Regions from separate parts of the Mus musculus genome. Here region 1 is linked to region 2. The links are chromatin contacts, found by POLR2A ChIA-PET in ENCODE. All regions are on one chromosome and are shown on one strand. The core of a region is the stretch at or near the end of the contact, and the rest is flanking DNA. Distances in the headings are between cores, read along the strand shown.

Evidence for each region. ChIA-PET counts read pairs that join two places held with the same protein, here RNA polymerase II (POLR2A).
Region 1: POLR2A ChIA-PET joins it to region 2 with 12 read pairs in embryonic stem cell. The contact joins the promoter of Mdm1 here to the promoter of Nup107 in region 2. POLR2A ChIA-PET finds 5 or more read pairs at or near these places in 2 of 5 experiments (Patski and embryonic stem cell).

The regions. Positions count from the first base shown.
Region 1 is chr10:118,139,901-118,143,341 of GRCm38, reverse strand. It overlaps Mdm1 (transformed mouse 3T3 cell double minute 1), which reads right to left and starts at 1,555. Exons shown (of 14, transcript NM_148922.3): 1 at 1,380-1,555; 2 at 378-492. The coding sequence starts at 1,397.
Region 2 is chr10:117,790,975-117,794,130 of GRCm38, reverse strand. It overlaps Nup107 (nucleoporin 107), which reads left to right and starts at 1,426. Exons shown (of 28, transcript NM_134010.2): 1 at 1,426-1,527. The coding sequence starts at 1,520.

The sequences.
Region 1 (3,441 bases), core at 306-2,805, 350 kb before region 2:
GCCTCTGTTACCTACCCTTCCATTCTTCAAGTCTTTGAAAGTCCTCACCCTCAGGCTTGCTCCTCTCCGCTCAAACATTTCCAGAAAAGCCTCTTTCAGAACAACCAATCTCAGGCGTTTCCCCTTCAGTTTTACTATTCAACTTTTTTTGATATCATGCTATTTTATATACAACTCGATTTGATGAGTTTCTTTGTGTTTTTTGTTTGTTTGTTTGTTTTTGTTTGTTTGTACATAAGGGACTCTGGGATCGCAGTATAGCATCAATAAATATTTGCCAATTATACATGAGGCCAACACAGGTAGATTTTAATTGTTTTGTAAACAGAACCCAAGGTTTATTCAAGTTATGATAGCTATTGGTTTGCTCAACTTACCCAACTGATCCGATCTAAGTCCTGCCCATGAGTACTTTTGTCCCACTGAGGGATTATAAGACTCTGACAAATAGGACTTTTTCCACAGGAAGTTTCTCTGGTATTCACTCAGCCCCTATAATGAAAAGTGCAATTTGAGCACAGTGTAGTGAAGAGGTGTTTTAGCATCAGAAAGAAAAACAAAAACAAAAAAACCTCAACCTCTGAAGAGTGTTCTTGAAAGGCCCAAGAATGAGAATTAAACCCCAGTCAAGCTCCTTAATAATAGCTAATATTTACCCAGCCCTGGGCTAAGTAGCCCCTTAATCCTCACAACCACCCGAGCCAGACAAGCCGGAGTCCCTCAATGAGGCTGCGCTATAACTGGTTCTCTGATTCCAAAGTGTGGTAACAAACCTAAGTCCTCACTAGAGGTTTATCCTAAATTCATCGAGTGCATAATGTTATGGCTTTTAATAAAAGGCAATTAGAGAAAGACGTGTTCCCCTCCCACTCTGTCTGGCAAGCACTTTAGAATTAAAGAGTCCGGGATTACAGAAACACTGTGGCCACCTGTTGCGTGGAAAGGCGTTAGACACAGACAGCTATCTGGAACTGTGAGCAAAACCTAAAGCAAACGTGCAACTAGCAGGCTGCACACCTACCCACGCTCTCCTTTTACTGGGGCCCGCTTCCCAAGCGTTTAAAAGACCCGCGCGCTTTAAAGTTTTGCAGGAAAGGAGCTGAATGCTATCGGCAAGAGGAACCACAGGTGTCCTACACCGACAGCAGCCTTTCGTCCCACTGTCAAGGGCCCTCCTTCCGCCTCCGCTCCTGGCGACCCCAGACTGACGCCGTCAGGCCCCCATCGAACTCTCCCCACCCGCCCCTCCGCGCTGGGCCACCGGCCGGAGCATCCTCCGCCCCGCACAGGCTCCGGCCAGGAGGCTCGGTACGGCACAGGCGCGTCACGCACCCACCCCGCGGCGTCCCCGCCACCCGCCGCCCAGCCCCCGGCCTCACCTTGAAGCGCACCGGCATGTCGCCCTGCGCTGCGGAGCCTGCCCCGCCGACAGTTAACGGGAGCAAAAGCCCCGAGGGGGCGGGACGACGCGACAACACTGGTTCCCTAGCAAGATCCTGGACCCGGCGTCCCCGACGACGCGCCGGCGCACTCCGCGCCGCCCTCCCGCCCCGCCTCTCGGCCTTGCTCCGCCCATTTTGAGGCCTAAAGACCAATGGCAGCCCTCACCGTCATTACGATTAGACCAACCAGCACTCGTAAGGGCACGGCCCCGCTCCCTAATGGCGGGCGAAGAGCTGGCCAATGAGGATACCGGAGCTGCGGTGGGCGGAGCCCGCGGGAGCTTTGTTCAGGAGGCTGCAGGCAGAGTCCCCGCAGTGCGCGCACCGCAGCCTGTCTGTGTAGTGTGGCCGGGCTCGGCAAGAGCCTACCTCACTGGTTCCAGCTCCCTGACATCACAGAACGTGAAAGTGTGCCTGGCATTCCAGAATGCACGACAGAACCCACAGTCTCTTTGTCCATAAAGGAAATTGCCCCTAGAGTACCCGGCTGAAAAGAAGTTGCTAAGGAGAGAAGCGTTACACGAGCCTTGGGTCAAAAAGGATAGGTCCAAAAATACATACGACCTAGGATGATTCAAGTAAAGTTTATTAAGACCGCAAAGCCAACTCATCCTTTTTAAAAATAAAATTCCCTCTGTACACCAGGCTGGCCTGGAACTCAAAGATATCTACCTGGCTCTGTCTCCATAGTGCTGGGATTAAAGGCATGCACCACCAGTCCCAACATTGGGCAGGCAGAGCCAGGGAGATCTCTGCCTGGTCTACAGAGTGAGTTCCAGTATCGGGCTACACAGAAAAACTCGGTCTTGAAAGAATAAATAAAAATAAAATTCCATTTGACTTTTATAGGTTATTGCCCATCGTGAAACACTGCTAATTCTGAAAGTCCAGAAAAAAAATTACCCAGACATGCTAAATACATTATTTAGTCGATCATAATATACTATGTCCTGGGCTCGCTTTCCAAGTGAGAGGCATGAATGGGAAGTTTGAAGCAGAGTGGTCCCTGAGGGTAGAGATGATTAGAAGAGGCTCAGGGGTAATTTTCAGACTTGGCCTTGAAAATTACAACTGCAAGAAGAGGAAGATAAGATGATCAAGGCAGACATATGTCTGGAGAGAAGGTTGCCGGGGTTCTTCTAGGAATAATGAATTTACCTTTGTCCTGTGTTGGGATGTTCCCATCAACCCTTCCCAGTCCCTTCAAGTGCTTCCTGCAGACTCCTCTTCTTGGCTCCTAATTGATGTCTCCGATCTTCTTCATTATCATGGAGATAATTTAAAAATTCATTTGAAGAAGCCACCTGATATCTAAAACAGAGAGAATATTAAATAAGACCCTGTGCTGCCATGCATCCAGGAGACCTTTCGTTAATGTTAATCGGTGAGGACAGAACCCCAGTCCTGTGAATTAAAAATGACACAGGCAAGACACAGTGGAACATGAAATGAAACCCCCTGCAGGAAGCCAGCCAGGACCTTACAGGATAGGACAGAGCCGGTTCTGATTGTACACAAAGCTTTGTCACCACACAGTCTCAGGGGAAGTAGGTAGAAGAACATAGCCTGTCTGCTTAAAAAGGAACAAAGGCGATTGGGATAAAGCTCTGCTGGGCAGGGAATCAATGACAAGAAACGCATGTGGCCGTTGGTAAAGATGACTTGGTGACACCCAGCTTTGCTAGAGATGTATTGCAGGGACTCAAGGGAGAAATGTTTACTTTGTCACGGTTAAGCAAAAATCAACTCCCCCCACCCCCCACCCTGGGGAAATGAATCAAAGATATGGAATAAAAAAAAAAGGTTTGAACACTGAATAAATTATGTAGTCTCTGTGTTACCAACAACTCTTGCCAAAAAAAAAACCACAAGGATGGAGTGGATTCCAAAATCCCACACACATTTTTCAAGATTCAATGTGAACTGCCTCACTGGCATGTACAGCCATGCACAGTATGCCCAGCAGCATCACAGAGACTCTCTCCAACAGCCATATATC
Region 2 (3,156 bases), core at 177-2,676:
CTGTGCATGGGACGGGCACAGTAAAGAAACTGCCACCGTGACTGCTCCGTTAGGGATAAGGTTTTTAATGTGGGTAAGAGAGAGAAAAGATCCAGAGGCACCTGGAAGTGCCCAGAGCGGAGAGAAAAAGAAACAGGCTGGACATGGCCAGGGCCGGGGAAGCTAGAGAATGGGAGAGAATAGTTACATCAGCAAGAGATGGGAGTCAGGACAGAACACACCCAGACACCAAATGCTCAGCACAAAGGAAATGTATTACCCAAGACGGACAAGCAGAAGGTGTTGCCTCCGTCTGGATCGGCCAAAGAAGGCAGCAGGTGTCTCTGCAGGAGAAAGGGGGAAGGCTGTGCTAGGATGAGTTGGTAAGTCCTAAGTGGACATGTTAGCCAGCTAGTGAATTTTGATAGTTGGACCTCGGAGTTTTAGTCAGGCATAAGGATGTGGCCAAATAAGGGAAGAGACCTTGGTGGCTAGGTTTAGGAATGTAATCTAACGGTTTAGCAAGGGAGAGGGGAAGGGAGAGGGCCACACCTGCTGGTGATGTGTCTGCAATGTCTGCGCCTGTTGGAGCTCTTCAAGATAGTTTTGTGTGCAAGATGAGAGAGCAGAGACTAGAAATTAGTGCAGAGTCGGGATTGTGGGGACAAGTAGCTAAGAAGACCGAAGGAAAACGCATTACAGGAGTTCCTGAGGAATGCTGGCGTTTATCTAACCGCCAGAAATCAGAAATGGTTCAGCCAGAGCTCATTTCTAGATATTTGGAGGGCCTGAGACCTAACATTTTTGAGGTACTGGAACAGGTAAGTATTCCCACGCCCAAAACTTTTAAAATTTATGATAATAACAGCAACAATAATAATTGCTATTATTACTATCGTCAGGCTTTCTTAGTGCAGGCTTGCTTCAAAATCGTGGTTCTTCCTCCTGCCTCAGCCTCCCATGTGGCTTTCTTATGCTTTGCTTTTTTTATTGGATTTCTTAAAAAACGGCTGATTCCGTAAAAGAGAAATAAATAACGAGAGAAAACAACCTCAAAACCCGTCCAGTGAGGTTACACCACAGTTCAAAGAGGTGAGCGCCCCGAGACAGGCCAGATCCCGTAAAGTGGCGCTGAACCGCAAACAAGAACGCTGAATGCAGACTCTTCAACAGATTCCTAAAGTCCAGGTTATAGACTTCCGGCTTCCCAGAACAACGCCCCACCCAGACCACGCCCACAAGCCAGGCTCAGGCGACATACCCAAGCTCCGCCCCTTTCCCCGCCCCCTTCCTGCCTGGCCGGCACCACCCAGCCACGCAGTCACTCCCTGGCACACTTCCGCGCCTGCGCCCACTGAGCCTGCGGCTGGAGACGAAAGTCGCGCATGCGCCGAGCGGGAACATTGTTTCTCTGGGACTGGCTTAGCCAGGCCGCGCTTCCGGGTCGAAGGGTGTGCTTCCGGAGAGCGGGAAGGCTGAAACGCGGCGGCCAGGCTGCAGTCAAAGAGTTGCAAGGTTCTAGGCGGAGACCGCTGAAGCCATGGACAGGTCAGTCCTGGTAGGGACGCCTCGGCCGAGACTGGGGCTCTCGCCTGTTAGCGACGTAACCGCCTCCGCGGCCAGGGATTTGGCCCTCGGTGGAGGAATGGACGCTTGGCGCGATTGGAGCGGGGATGTGAGAATGCGGATCCCCGGGGTTCCACGCCGCGCCTCCCGGGTCTTCTCGGCGCTCGCTCCGAAGTGTGCGGGGGTCTGTGATGGTCCCGCATTCGAAATGCGAAATGAAGCAGTTCGAGCTCAGGGCCATCAGCCGCACTGACAGTTCAGCCCAGACGTCCTCAGCGTGGTTTTATTGCGGTTATTAAGTCATGTCAGCTGTACGTTATTGGGTAACGGTGGTCAGCTTAGACTTTAAAGTGCCGGCCCTAGGGAGTTGAATTTCTCCCTCCCTCTCAAATGATTTATGCTCGCCTGACACGAAGATGGGTTGTTTAAGGCCCTTGGCATCGGGGAGTAGATTGTGTAGTGAAGACAGTCGAGCAGTGTAATACGATGTATTTATACTGTACTGCGGGGAAAATAAATGAAGGAGATGTTTTATCTCCCTGTCACAGGAGTTTCAGGCAAACCTATAAAAGTAACTTGCTAGCTGGTCTTTTGAGTAATAATAGCACATTATTGATACTGAAAACATTGTGCTAGGGGTTATCTTATGTGTGTTCCTTAAGCTTTAAGTGGCACATTTAGTTTTAGAGCAATCCCGTGAGGATCTTATCTATATAGAACAGTGAGCCTGTAAGAGATTTAAGGAATGGCATAGTTAAATAGAACCCTGTTATGGGGCTGGGGATATAGCTCAGTGGTAGAGTGCTTGCGTAGTAACCCTTAGGTTCTGGGGGGGGAAAGAGAAACATTACCAGCAGGGACCTTTGAATCTCCATAAAGCTGTTTGATGAATAACTTAAGTAGATAGATGAACATCCAGTGACAGGGGAACACATATAGACCTCTGTAAAAGAAACATACTCAGATATAAAGTCATGAAAAATGTTCACGCTTGTGTGGCTGAATGCTCCCAGCAATGCGGATGGACTTGATGGGCAGAACTAAATTAGGATGGTGGTGTAAATACTGTGCTGGTGAGTGTTAGCTTGAGTCTGCAGAGAAGAGGAAGCTGGCTGGAGATTTTAAGTGGAAGAAAGGTGTACTAGAAGGATAATTAAAATCAACCCCCATGGTTTAGTTTATAAGCTGTCAGATGACAGTGCTGGAGGCCCATAGCACTGTGCTAAGACAGGAGACATCCTTAGTCTACATGGAGGGAAATCACTTGAAGGGCCATTTCTCCTCTTCACTAGAATTGCTTCACTTTTTCTTTCATCCCGCCAAGCCATATCGTACTCACAGTCTGAAGTATAGTCCTGGCTGCATAGCAGTGTTTGGTCAGCATGCAGGCCAAAAATATAACAGTGGTCCCATATGATGATATTGCCTAGTGACATGATGACTGGCTTAGCTTGTATAGATATATTCTGTGAAGTTTTCATGAGGATTAAAAAAAAGAAGAATTCTCAGAGCCTGTTCCTTCTTTGTTTGGGTTTGTTTTTGAAGCTGCTTTCACCCTGTCTCAGATTGGCCTGGCACTTCCTATGTAGTACAATTTGGATTAGAGGTGTG